Regions from separate parts of the Homo sapiens genome. Here region 2 is linked to region 1. The links are chromatin contacts, found by Hi-C or POLR2A ChIA-PET in ENCODE. All regions are on one chromosome and are shown on one strand. Each heading gives the region's core, a stretch centred on a gene start or an enhancer-like site at or near the end of the contact. The rest is flanking DNA. Distances are from core to core; before and after follow the strand shown.

Region 1 (7,166 bases), core at 1,939-4,438:
GTGTGTGTGTATGTGTGTGTTTTGAGATGGAGTCTCGCTCTATCACCCAAGCTGGAGTGCAATGGTGCAGTCTTGGCTCACTGCAACCTCTGACTCGCAGGTTCAAGCGATTCTCCTGCCTCAGTCTCCTGAGTAGCTGGGTTTACAGGCATATGCAACGATGCCTGGCTAATTTTTTATTTTTTTTGGTATTTTTAGTAGAGACAGGGTTTCACCACGTTGACCAATCTGGTCTTGAACTCCTGACCTCAGGTGATCCGCCGACCTTGGCCTCCCAAAGTGCTGGGATTACAGGTGTGAGCCCCCGCACTCAGCCACTGATGGTTAATTTTCAAATGTATCTTCCTCCTCTGCTTTTCTGTGGGTGCCAACAAATAGAATGGTGGGTTTGTTTGTTATTCTTAACTCCTTTGGCTGGCTTTAAACATGTTCTCTTTTTAGCCTTATTTTTCTAAAAGCTTAGTGCAGAAATTTCTTGTTTGGCTTCCACTCTTCAGGGTGTGATAATTCCCAAGGTCTCTCTCTAGCTCCTCAGGAATGTACCCCCCTGATGGACTGAAATTTGTCCACTCCAGTGAAATTGTTTGGGGGAGAAGGGAGCAGAGTACACGTTCAAGATGTTTTCTCCCAGCATTTGTCTGTTGATGAGCTTTTGTAATTTCCATTTCACTGTCCTTGCCCCAGAGGATAACCTTGGATCTCAGTGTAGACTAGATTGAGTGTAAAATGAGTTAGCACAAATGAAGTGGAAACAGATCAGCGTGTGAGGAGGAGGCTCAGACGCTAAATCCTCTAGTTGGGTAAAGTTGAAAGCATTTTCCTCAGAGCCTCCCTGGGAATGCTTGTCCTATTTCTCAGAGAAATAAGCTACTGTGTGCATGTTGTTGCTGTTGATGCCTTTGACATTTGTGCTTAGCGAAGTGGAGGGTTCTGTGGGGGATACCAAAAAATTGCCCTAATCTCTGTCCTCAGGAATCTTATTGAGAAGGGGAGATGACCTGATTGCTAGACATCCATCTAGCTTCCCTCTGCTAGGCACGAGATGTACAAAGGTTTAAAAAGAGCCATGAATGCTAACTTCTTGGCTTACAGCTTAGCAGGGAACTCAGCCATGACTTGTAATACAGTGGGATCAGTACTACCATGGCAGCATCAACAAGAAACAAGTGCGATCTCATAGCCCTGCGCAAGTAGTGAACTACCAGCAAAGTCGGAGAGGCTTCATAGAGAAGGGGAGTTGAGCAGAGTTCTGAAAAGACTCCCCTCTGACTAGTGGGACAGGGCATTCGTGCAGGCAAGAACACCCTGTGCGAAGGCACTGAGGTGTGAAGCAGCCTGGTGTGTTGGTGAGTGCTCCACAAGAGCCATGTCAGACCTCAATTCAGTGCTATTTTGTGTGTTGCAGGCAGGAGGTTCAAAGGAGCCCGAGAGCAGGAAGGCTGACCAAGCCAGATTTGGAAATACTTGGCTGGGATGTTCCTGGTCAGTGGGCTATTTGGGCAAAGTGGTTAAAGTGGGACAAAGGCACAGGGAAGGAATCCATGGAGGGAAGGGGAGAAATGGCTCCTTTAGTATCTTGAATGAGGCTTTTGGATGTGAGTCCAGGTACAGTGCTATAGTTTAATTGCTTTTGCTTCTGTTTCTTTAAGGATACATTGCACTTAAACCCCAGTAATTATTCCAGATTTTGTTAGTGGATATATCCCCACCCCCCATCTGGCTCAAGCTAAGCAGTTGGCATAAGTAGGGGAACAGAAGGCTCAGAATTGTCCACTGGAAGTACTCGGCTTTTCTTTGGAGAGATCAGGTTTCTTCCATGGGAAAATGATGTCAACACACTTATCTTAGCACTTTGCCTCGAGGGCACCTGTGGGCTTGCGCCTAGAGCAAAGGAAAGGGGTTCCCTAAAACTTCCTTTCTGTTTTGGGAACATGGAGATGTGATAGAATATCCCTGATAAAAGCATCAGTTTATGGTGGAGGTGAGAGTTTATGACCAGGACCAGAAAGTTGCTAGAAAGGTTGCTAAGTGGAGAATTATGGTTGGTTATTTTCAGGAAGCAACTTAATGTTGTGGGAAGAAGCACTGGACTAGGATTTGGGAAATTTGAGGTCTAATCTTGATTTTACCTTAACTAATAAGATGATCTTGATCTTTCTGAGCCATGGTTTCCTAACAGGCAAATAAGGAGACTGGTTAGGAGACTCAAGAGAGCATATAGCAGGTGTGGTAAACCATGCAGCACTTTATAGTGTGAGGACTGTCTGAACCCTGTCACTTGGCGCCTCCATCCGGACACCACGTGTGCCCTCCTGCCCGCTGCGGGGGAGGACATGCCCCTGATGGGTCTGGGCTGCACTGGCCTCTGGGTGACTCATTGGCGTTTTGTAAACCACCTTATCTTTGAAGAAAATGTTTTCCACTACTAGTAAAATTTCTTTCTTTTCTGTCTTTATTTGTTTCTCTTTAAAGTTTTCTTAAACTGAGCTAACTTCAAAGAAGTATCTGGAATTCTCTTCTTCCTCCTTAACCACTTATAGCCCCCTTATCCCCAGTCATCATTGTAGTATATCTAATTGTTGGTGGATATAATGTGGGCCACTTTGGATTTGAGTAGTCAAAATCAGAGCCTGGCTAGTAATTGGGTTTGAAGGAGAGTTGAGCTGAAGTCATCTCATGAAACAAAAATGGCAAAAGACCATCCTATTAACACTGGACTTCCTTTGTCTTCCTTCATAAGATCCCTCAGGCTTTCCTTAGTATTAAGGAGCAGGGGGAGAAGACGGTGGCATATACTGCCCTTTAAATATGGCATTTCTGAACTTAGCTCTCCTTGTACTTTATCAAGTGAGTTGTCTTCCTCTCTCAACTAGATCCAAAGAAACATGGCAGCCTCTGCAGTCCCCGTGAAGTGCTGTGAGTGGGATGCCAGCAATAAAATCATGTCTTTCTATGGATTTTTGGTTGGTGTTCTAAGGCTTGCCGCTTCTCTTCCTAATAAGCCTGCACCGATTTTGTCCCTGAAGATTTGAGGCTGTGAAATATTCTTCCTTCTTCCTGCCTCCTCCAGTCTGGGAAGCTTCACTTATAGCCAGAGGGCTGAGTGAGGTACAGCTACTCCTACAATGAGGCAAGCCTTAGTGTTCTTGGCTTGCTTCACTGTGTTTCTGACACTGCCTTACCTTAACTCTTGAGTAAGCCCCGTTTCCTGGGCAGAATCTCACTTCTCCTTTCTTGCTGGTCATTTGGCTCTTTTTTTTCTGACAAGAGCTGGATCTTGCTTGTTTACCATCTACCCCAGCACCTTATTCTTTTTTCTTGGAAGTGCCAACATATTCCTCTACGTGCTGAACCTGTTCAGTAATTCTTGTTGGATTGTCATTCCTTTGGCAAACTGAAATGAAACACACAAATCTCAAAATAGATGTAACCAGACTCCTCAAACTTAATAAATACCGTATGTGCTTACACTAGGAATCTTGCTTGTCCCGTTTGTTAACGGGTACTTCACCCCACTCTCCTGCCTCCTGCTTCTTCCCTCGGCCCCTGTTTCCTACAAATCGAAGGCTGACAGAGCTTTTCCCCTGTGAATGCTGCTGACTTTACCAGCAGCTCATCCTGTGTAGTTACGCTGCATCTTTTGATGCCGTGCACTCGTTTGGATAGTATATGCTGTTTAAGGAACTGTCTGTGCTTGTATTATTTTGTTTGTGGAGGATGTAAATGATATAGGGTTAATTCTGATTGCCATCTTCATAGTGAGCTCGCTGTGGACTTTATCAGTATGTACACAGCATATGCATGTGTGCACACAATAGGTTTTGCCATGGAGTGCTTCTTTCTTCCGAGAGCAGGCCTGGTCAACTGTTGATGCAAGCAACAACATTTGTTTATTGAGTTCTTAATCTGCCAGGCACTGTGCTAAGCTATGTGTGTTTTAGCTCATTTAATTGTCAAAATAACTTGGTTAGGTAGGTACTGTTGTCATCATCACCCCATTTTAGGAGGACCTGAAGCATGGAGTTGTTAAGCTACTTGCAAGTGATCAGAAGATCTGGATTTTCAAGCTGGGCAGTTGGCCTCCAGAGCTCAGGCTCTTACCCATTTCTAAATCACTGCTCCTAAGTTGCTAAGGCAAATGATTGAACCAGGAATTGGTTTAGCCCCTGAATGACAAAGCATAGAGTAGTCATGGCTTCAGTGTAGCACTGATACCTTTATTTGAGGGATTCTGAAGAATTCTGACTTTATTACAGCCCTTGAGGCCTTTGATTAAGAAACTAATTCCCCTGATACATAATGAGATTTCTCTCTTGTTTCCTCAAAAGTGAGTGTGTATAGATCTAGGGCTGTGCCGTCCGATACAGGAACCACCAGCCTTTGAGGTTGTGGAGCACTTGAAATGTGGCTAGTGTAACCTAGGAGCAAACAGTTTAAGTTTATTTCAGTTCAATTAATTTACATTTAAAAACACTTCAGTTACTGGAAAACTTTTTCTGTATTTGGAACAACTTGGGTATGTGAACCTGTTTTTTTTTCATTTGTATATTTTATGAAATCTAAACATAAGTGTATCTGCTGAAAATTTAGCATGTGAATTACAATGTGCTGTAAGTAAAAATACACAAGATTTCAAAAGCTTATTTTGCATTTTTTCCCCTACTTCATTAATAATTTTATGTTGGTTACATATTGAAATGATATACCTTATTTAAGCCAGTATATCCAAAACATTATTGAAATCAGTTTCTTCTTTTTACTTTTTAATGTAGCTACTAGAAAATTTAATTCCATATGTGCTTCTCATTTTAATTCTTTTAGACAATGCTGTTTTAGAGCATAGATGTGAATACTCCCCTGTACAACAATACCTTACTGAAGCAAGTGCTCAAAAGATAATTATTGAATAGGTGATTTGAGGGTGGGAGCTGGCTAGAGAACTCATTCAATGGGGAGAGATAATGGAACCTGATTACTTTGTTGAAATTGGTACTTTAGGATATAAATGAAGTAATAATGATGCATAATAGACTCCACATAACATACACAATGCTTTATAGCCCTTTCTGTAAATTACCTCTTTGACTCACAACGTGATAAAATGAAAGTGGAGAAAATTAACATGAGCCAATTACTCTTGTTCAGATTGAGTTTCCTGTTTCTGCCATGAGCTGGAATACACTGACGCTGTTGATTCGTTTTTCTTCCTTTTGGGTGGATTTTGCAATTAAGCATATGAAGCCCTCCAGGACAGGCCTCCTCCTGGCTTCTTTTGCCTTCTTGTCTGCTGCTCACCACTTCCCTTGTCATCTGAGAACCTTTGCATACGTGTCATTTCAGCTCTTCCTGATATCATGTGTAACACCGAGGAGGAAGTCAGTGCCTCTGGAATCAGAATTAAGTCTCTGCATTGCCTTGGGACACCCCATGCCTTGAGAAGTGACACAGCTATTGTCAACACCTCTCATTATCCACCTACTTCTGACTACTTTTCTCTAGCCTCCTTGGCTAGTATCCCTTTTCCCACATGCTCCCTAAATGTTTGTTTGCACCCACAGCTGCACCCGTCTTCTGACTCATGCCATTTCTTTGTTATTCTGCATGTTGCCTGAGCCTTCCTATTCACTCTCAGGACTTCTGCTCCCCCTTGCGTGGCCTGTCCAGTGGTTGTCAAATTGGGGTGGAAATGCTGAACCTCCTGTGTCCTTATGCTCCGCTTGGAGAGGTCATCAATTGAAAATTCTTTGCTTAATTGAGCATGCAATTAAGAGTAAGGAAATACATGTTCTGATCTTTTTCTTCTGCTATGTTTTCTGGTTATAATTTTTTTAAAAAGAAAATAATGTCTCCGTCCTTTAGTTTTCCCACCTTGTAAAATGGGAGCAGTATGTGCATCCTAAGGCTAGTCTGAAGAAGCATTATGCCGTCATAGAGAAACACAGTAATTCTATGGTGTGCCGTATTTGGCTGTATACTGCATTTTAGAGTAGTTAACTACCATTGGATTTGAAATAGTACATGAAACTGAAACACTGCATTTATTAATGAGGGTAATTTATTCCTAGGAAACCTTTTTAAAAATGAATGTCTCCTTTAAGTGTTTGTTGGTTTCCCCTTTCCTGACCATACCCTCCCTGCTTTGTGTCTGTGTTATTTCTTTTAAAATTTCAAATAGATTTGAATAACTTAGCTTAAAAGATAGCCTCTCCCCTCCCTAATAAAGGACAAAGGTGGCTATTTTAGAGGTGGGTGATATTTGAGGCTGAATAATGCAATGTTTACGGCATACACAGGAAGTGGGAAGACCTGGGTTCTGGTTCCATTTCTGCCTTTTCAATCATTTTGTGAGCTGAGCAAGTCCCGTAATCTCAGGTGATGTGTATGTCCCTTAGCACAGGGCCTGTTCTCTAGTAATTGCTCAATAAATATTAACCATTATTATTGGTTGTCTTCTGAGAATATCACTTGAAGATTTAGATGAAAGTATTTGGAAGATTGCTGTCTACGATTTGTCAACCGTGGCTGACAACTAGGACGTGGGAAAGTAGAGAAGAAGCTGATAAAGATGAAAAGCTCATCTATAGAAAGATATTGAAAATTTATTTCTTCTAGATTACAAAATGACATTAGATATTATACCCTATGAGAAAAAATACGCTTAATCAACCCATTTTCCTCTTATGGCCATAATTAGTACATAGTCGCATCAATAAAGATTGACAATATAGCCTTCTCATATTGCCACTTCTAGATCCACTTGTAGGCTTAATTTTGGATCATATGCCGGATTTGAATTGTATTATGGAATCACAGAGATTGTCATGGTGATATGCAGTTCCAGGAAGGAGTGAATCGTATGTTCTGGTTATTACATGAATGAGAGACCTAAGAGCTCAGTTAGCCAATTTAACATCTAGTCAAAGGTACTGTGGCTAAGGGATTAAATATGGTTCTCATTTGAAAGTGGGAGCAGAGCAGGAACTTTGTAGTTGTGTGTTCTTTTAATAAAGGCTATTAATTTAGTTTTTTAAAAAAGAATTGGCCTCCTACCACCAGCTAACTGTCATTGCTGTTCATTTCTGTTAGTATGACCAAGCCCTGTTCTGTGGAAGTGTTACAGAATGTTTGGCTTCACATAAGAGACCTCCCTTTCATGTCTAAAGAGG
Region 2 (7,166 bases), core at 2,372-4,871, 140 kb after region 1:
TTTGTGAAAAAAAAAAAGAAAAAAAAAAAAAAAAAGTTTGGAGTCCTCAAGTTTTATATGCGTCTTAGCCCTCAGCCCCTTCCAAAACCAGTGAGAAAGATGAAATCCTTTATAGAGAAGATTTTCTGTTGCATAAAGCATGTTATTTGCTTTTCAAAGTGTGTGTGTCTATATATATATACTTTATATATATACATATATATGTATATATATGTGTCTATATACTTTATATATATACACACACATATATGAAACAAGGGACATTTTTACACTGACTTTTAAAATCTTGTTATTAGGATTTTTTAAAGAAGTTAAGGCTGATGCTGGCCCTGGTGATAAATACGTAAAGAGATTGGTGCCTTGTCTCATGATGTGAGTTTCTTTCTTGTGCCTTTTTAGGGGAACTTATTCATTCTGTTAGAGTTGAGGTTGCAAACTGTAGGCTTTCATGCTAAAGCCAACCTACAGGCTTATGAGTTCAGTCTGACAGTGATGACCCTACTTAAACAATTTGGACATGATGCATAAAAAATACACATCTGATTTGCTTGGAAACTGAAAATATTTGAGAACACTAGGCCCCTGTTCCTGCAGAGTGTCAGCTGCTGGAGCCAAGCAGCCCCTATTGCTTTAGTCCAAAGATGTCCTCTCTAGTTTGTCACAGTCCACACCATTCCCTTTGCGTGACACACAGCCCAGCCTGCTCATTTATGATACCTGCCAGACCTCCTTGCCATTTGAGTTTCTGCTGAAATTACAATTATATAAAGCCCTTTAAAACACCTGTACTATCCATACACAAACTAGGTTCCATTTTCTGTCAGTTCGTTTATTCACATATACATGCAATGAGGTACCTTATTTAGAGGCTGCTATTACACAAGTTCTATGTGCTAGATTCATGTGTCACCTTCAGATAGTTGCCTCTTAGGCATATCATAAAACTCAGTAGATCATTTAGACCTGTTTTCCGAAGAGAAATGGAAAGATGCCAGAATCTAACCATGTTTTCTCTCCAGAATATGAGGCTTTTGATAAACTGCCTTGGGAATGCAATTAGGTTGCACAACCTCTGAAACAACATATTCCTCATAACATATAATATAAATTTTTCTAATGTAGTATAAGACATTTCTACCCTTTTTCTGTATTTTTTTGTGGACAAAAGAAAACAAAAACCATTTTGTTTCTTTAAAAAATATTTTTCTAGTTTGTATTTTGTACATGCCTTTGTAAAGATATATTTTTTAAAGCTCATTTAGTGATAGAACCCGAGATGATTTTTATTTTTTTATTTTTTTTTAGTAAGTTGCAGTAGAGTCCTTTTGTAAGCTAGAGAGGTTACACATCTTCCAAAGATATCCAATGTATACCATATCTTCAAAGAAGAATCTAACTTGATAAAAAAATTTTTTAAAAGATAAAGGAAATTAGGTTTGGAGAGAGACAAGGAATAAGGTGGTTCTCAGGATAAGTGTGACTCTGCATCCCTCAATCATATTCCCTCCTTGCCAGAGACTCTCCTGGGTGACAGCCATGGAGGGAAAGCATTAGTAAGATGTTTCCACCATAAATAGACTGATAGTCACTGTGGAAAGCAAAATAGATCTGTTGAATGCTGTCCTTTTATTTACCAAACCAGGGACAGGTTTTCTCTTTGGCAGGTCTCAGGGCCAGTGGTGAAGTTGTGGGGAGAAAGCAGTAAATCCCAGGCTTTTAGGGAATGCAAACTCGTTGATTATATGGAAAGATGGGTCAAGGATCTGTTACTATCCTGTTGATAGGGAAGAGTTCACAGGGAATTTTTAGATGTGGTTACCTTTTGGTGAGATTGTAGGTGATTTAAATGTTCTTCTTTAAAAAATGTTCTTTGTAATAATTTTCACATTTTGTACAACATAACTATAATAATTTCCACAGTTTATCTTATATACCTATATGACTTTCACTGAGATATAATTAACATACCATCAGATTCATCCAATTTATTTATAATCCAGTGCCTATTTAGCCTATTCACAGGGCTGTACAATCCTTACCACAATTTAGGACACAGCGTCACCCCCCCAGAAAAAAGTCCTGTACCCATTGGCAGTCCCTCCCATTTATCCCACCCTCAGCCCTAGGCAACCACTAACCTGCTTTCTATCTCAATAGTTTAGCCTGTTCAGGATGTTTTGTATGAATGGAATCACACAACATGTGGTCTTCTATAACGGGTTTTTATCATTTAACATGTTTTCAAGATCACGTTGTAACATGTGTTGGTAATTTATTGGTTTTTATGGTTTCATAATATTCCATTGTTTGGATATACCACATTTTGTTTATCGATTAATGGACATTGGCTTCTTTCTACTTTTTGGTTGTTATTAATGATGTTACTCTGAACATCTGTGTAAAGATTTTTATGTGGACGTATATTTTCATTTCTCTTAACTGTATATCTAGAAGCGGAATCGCTGGGTCATATGATAATGCTGTGTTTATCATTTTGAGTAAAAGTCACACTTTTTAAAGTGGCCACCCTTTTTTACATTACCACCAGCAATGGATGAGGGTTTTAATTTCTCCATATCCTTCCCAACTTTTGTTACTGTATTTCTTTTTTATTATAGCCATCTGAGTGGGTGCGAAGTGGTGTCTTATTGTGGTACCTCTGTGACTTTTGAATTTAAAAATAAGTATAAAATATTTTTAAAGAGGCCGGGCGCAGTGGGTCATGCCTGTAATCCCAGCACTTTGGGAGGCCCAGGCCGGCGGATCACGAGGTCAGGTGTTTGAGACCAGCCTGGCCAGCATGGTGAAACCCCATCTCTACTAAAAATACAAAAATTAGCTGGGCGTGGTGGCACCTGCCTGTAATCCCAGCTACTCGGGAGGCCGAGGCAGGAGAATCGCCTGAACCCAGGAGGCGGAGGTTGCAGTGAGCCGAGATCATGCCACTGCACTCCAGTCTGGGCGACAGAGCAAGACTCCATTTCCAAAAAAAACCATATATATATTTTTAAAGAACCAATGAAATGAAGGAAAAGGAAATCGGTAAGTGAGCCTTTTTTATGAAATTGAAAGCACATGTCTGCAGTTAAACTGAGAAAAAAGTTTGGAGCCCATCTAACCCCTTGACAATTTCATTTCAGGTGGCTTCTATGCAGTTTATTAATATTGTAGTCCATTCAGTAGAAGATATGAATTTCAGAGTTCACCTGCAGTATGAATTTACCAAATTAGGCCTGGACGAATACTTGGACGTGAGTATAGCTGTGACCTTTGGCTCCAATATAAGAATTGACTTATTATTGCCTGCCCTCAAAGGTACGCTTCCATAGCAGCTAAAGAATGCCTAAAGCTCTATGCAGTCAACTACTGTAGTGCTAGTTAAAGGGAACTGAGCTGAGTGATGTACTCTGCCAGAGATGCTGGATTCTTGCAGGGCTCCTGGGATCTCAGGTCATCTTCTGCTAGCAGCCTTTTAGTACGGGAGTCAGATAACCTCTTGCAGCCTTGCTGCAGCTTTCCTCTCCTTTTGAGCTTCATCTGGGTCAAGTCTCATTGCATCCTTCATCTGGGCTATTGGGCAATTTGTGTTCTTGGTTACTCCGGGGACCCCATCTGGGCAGAGAAAGTCAAGCCAAGACTGTAGAGTGATGAGTCAGTGCTTAGAGCATAAAAAAAAAATAATGAGGAAATGGACACCAGAGACTTCCTCCTGAAGCTGCTAAATTCTGCTTCAAGTGTTTGTGGCTTTAGAAGTTCCACTTTTAGTTCTTAGGAGAAGGAGGTTTAAAGTTTCCCTTTTTCTCACTCCCTTGCAGAAGAGTTTAGCCAGTTCCCTGAAGTTCTTCAGTTAAGAAACAGAAACTTGTGAAAATCAGAAATGGTCTTGAAAAGGCTGATGGCTCACACCTGTAATTCCAGCACTTTGGGAGGCTGAGGTGGAGGATCACTTGAGCCTAGGAGTTCAAGACCAGGCTAGGCAACATAGTGAGACCCCATCTATACAAAACACCAAAAAATTAGCCAGGTGTGGTGGTATGTGCCCGTGGCCCCAGCTGCTTGGGAAGCTGAAGTGGGGGGATCATTGGAGTCCAGGATTTCTAGGCTGCAACAAGCTGTGATTGCACCACTGCACTCCAGCTTGGGTGGCAGAGCGAGACCCTGTGTCTAAAACGGAAAAGAAGTGGACCTGAGGATCCAGGCAGTTTTGTTTTCCCTTTTGTATAGGAATGGTCTAGTGATAGAGCAAGAATTGTTGACCTCAATTTCCTTCCTTTTTTTTGAGACAGGGTTTCACTTTGTCAACCAGGCTGGAGTGCAGTGGTGCAATCTTGGCTCACTGCAACCTCTGCTTCCTGGGTTCAAGCGATTCTCATGCCTCAGCCTCCTGAATAGCTGGGATTACAGGCACTATGCCTGGCTAATTTTTGTATTTTTAGTAGAGACTGGGTTTCACCATGTTGGCTAGGCTAGTCTCATACTCCTGCCTCAAGTAATGCACCCAGCCGGTGACCTGAATTTCAAGCCTGTTTCCAGCTGTGAAGAATATAGAAGTACTTCCTTTGGGCATCTCAGGAATTCAGTTGCCCATCTTTGTTAGAGATAAACCCAAGGGATTGCACAGACTGTACCCTCAGTTTATTAGGAGACGGAATCACAGAGGTGGTTACTCTCAACCTGAAGGCCTTGCTTCCTAGACTGGCTGGGCTGCCCTTGAATAGATGGGCCTACTGTTGTCTAAAGACTACTCAGGGAGAGGCGTAATAGATTTCCATTAAAATGTTGTTTGAATTGCTTTCCTTTTTATTTAAAGGCTCATTTATATCACTGGCAGAATATTGTACAGAAAGACTCTTTCTTACTTTGAGATCAAGGTTTGTCTATCCCTTTTTCTCCTATGCTCTAAAAGTATCAGTATTTGAACAAAAATTGGATGTATAAATTCCTAGCGGTGTTTTGGGTTTGGTTTTGTGGTGTCTGAGCAGAGCTTGTTTATGCTGTAGAATATAACGGCAGGTACCCACTTATCACTGAACACCTGTTATTCATTGTGAATCTCATGAAAAATCCCATTAAGCTGCTTCTCCTTTTGTTCTAGCCTTTGCCCTTATTTAGAAGCCATTCTCACTTGTGACTCATAAATGAAAACAGAACACTCTCTCTTCAGAATAAGCTGTATTGTAGAATTCCAGATTAAACCTAGGGGAAAATCCATTTTTCTGAAAATTTATGTAGAGTGGAATTTCTCTTAAAAATGTAAGATTTTTTGTCAAAACTCTGTATTTCTTTAACTTCATCATGTGTTGACTCTGGAACCTAATAGAGGTGGTTAGAAGAGTAATGTAAATGTATGCTATATAAATGCTTCACTAGTTTACAAAAACCCAGCCTTGTAAGTAGCCATTGATTTGTTCAATAAATGTTGATTGGCATCATCCATGCACCAGGTATTATTCTAATCACTCATCTGTTCCCCAGGGAAAGTCATGACTTATGTTACTTGTAGGGAAGATTCACTGATTTATTTGACCTCTAATTTCCAGAGCTAGCTGAGTCCCTGCAGGATGCCTAGTTTGGGAGGCAGTGAATTGGGGAAAGCTTTCTGATCTGCCTTGGGGAGCCCTGAGCTGTTCATGCTGTATACTGACTTAGGGAGGGATGTGTGGAGGTTGGGCTCTAGCAATTTGTGCTAAAATAATCCCCAAGGCTAAGTATAAACTCTGTCAGTGTCTGCCCCACCTCTCGCCTAACCTTCTTCCCCTACTGGAACCACTGTAACTAACCAGGTAAGATACCAAACACTCCAGTCTTTTCCACTACACAGATACCCCTCAGGTTTTATGTGGCCATGACTATAACCTGTTAAAGCTGCTTTTAATTTTTCTGTTGTCCCAATTTCATGTATATCAAAATGTTTTACATAGGAATATAACTACATGGGGCAGTAAGGATTTGGGGGAAAATGTGTGTGCATTTGGGAGAGCGTATTCACCCGAAAGTCATCTGATGATACTGCTTAGGCAGTCACTCCATAATTCTCTTAAGGAAGATGACATGTTAAGCTCTCTTGGAAAGGGCTGGACTATTTGTCGAAAAGAAAACACATAGACTGGCTGGGTGTGGTGGCTCACGCCTGTAATCCCAGCACTTTGGGAGGCTGAGCCGGGTGGATCACGAGGTCAGGAGATCGAGACCATCCTGGCCAACAGGGTGAAACCCCGTCTCTACTAAAAATACAAAAATTAGCTGGGTGTGGTGGCGCGTGCCTGTAATCCCAGCTACTTGGGAGGCTGAGACACGAGAATCGCTTGAACCCAGGAGGTGAAGGTTGCAGTGAGCTGAAATCATACCATTCCACTCCAGCCTGGGTGACAGAGTGAAACTCCATCTCAAAACAAAACAAAACAAAACAAAAAACAAAAAAGACAGACTCTTAGGAAATGATGTTCTATTTCCATAGATGAGCTAACACCACGTTCTCTCCTATTCTGGTTTTTAGAAGCTGAAACACACTGAGAGTGACAAGCTTCAAGTCCAGATCCAGGCTTACCTGGACAATGTTTTTGATGTAGGAGCTCTACTGGAAGATGCTGAAACTAAGAATGCTGCCTTGGAGAGGGTGGAAGAACTGGAAGAAAACATTTCTCATGTAACTATATCTCAGAAAAGGAAAAATTGCTTACATTTCAGCTGGTTGCAAAGCAGAATTAATGTCAGCTTTTATGGTGGTAAATTTAAGGATTTGGAGTATAGGAATAGGCCATACCCTGCAAGAGAGAGCTATCAGAAGCTGTTCTGTGTTTTTTCCAAAAAGCAGATGTGTTATGTAAAATGAAATAGAATCTGTTGCTTTGCTTTAGCTCACTTACCTGCTCAGTTTCTGCTGAGGTGCATTTCCTGGCAGTCTTGCTTACAGGCTCAAGCAGAGTGGGGGTGTTTGATGATTGGCATTACGTAAATGATTAGAGGGAAATTAAATATGAGAATTTGGCCTGAGGCGAAGAGGTATCTTCTTATCAACTATGTCCACACAAACCCATGGACAGGATTAGCTGGTGTCTCTGTGATGCATGTCTGAACATTCCTGTCTTACGGTACTCAAATTCTTAATAGAGTCATTTCAACAATAGGCATTTTCAAGGACATCGGTGTGCTTTCTCATATATCCT

Evidence for each region. Hi-C counts contacts between places; a loop is a spot of excess contacts on that map. ChIA-PET counts read pairs that join two places held with the same protein, here RNA polymerase II (POLR2A). Pooled maps may share reads with other maps.
Region 2: a loop to region 1 is called in a map of CD14-positive monocyte, with 4 times the contacts of the local background. The contact joins two enhancer-like sites. A Hi-C loop is called at or near these places in 6 of 168 maps with a recorded cell type or tissue (CD14-positive monocyte, Caco-2, Calu3 and 3 more), 20 of 37 single-sample maps with no recorded cell type and 10 of 50 pooled maps. POLR2A ChIA-PET finds 5 or more read pairs at or near these places in 5 of 52 experiments (H1, OCI-LY7, PC-3 and 1 more).

What each region holds. Positions count from the first base shown.
Region 1 is chr2:152,463,928-152,471,093 of GRCh38, forward strand. The region is part of intron 1 of FMNL2 (formin like 2); the gene reads left to right. Among named protein-coding and RNA genes, the nearest start is that of FMNL2, 130 kb to the left of the region's middle. Within about 2 kb of position 3,189, at least 15 of the 41 ENCODE cell types and tissues checked have a DNase peak (open chromatin) inside an H3K27ac peak, as active enhancers do; they include CD14-positive monocyte and gastrocnemius medialis, where a contact is called at or near this core.
Region 2 is chr2:152,608,355-152,615,520 of GRCh38, forward strand. FMNL2 (formin like 2) reads left to right here. Exons shown (of 26, transcript NM_052905.4): 11 at 3,141-3,251; 12 at 6,497-6,646. Among named protein-coding and RNA genes, the nearest start is that of PRPF40A, 110 kb to the right of the region's middle. RefSeq lists an enhancer at 3,948-4,027. Within about 2 kb of position 3,622, at least 10 of the 41 ENCODE cell types and tissues checked have a DNase peak (open chromatin) inside an H3K27ac peak, as active enhancers do; they include CD14-positive monocyte and gastrocnemius medialis, where a contact is called at or near this core.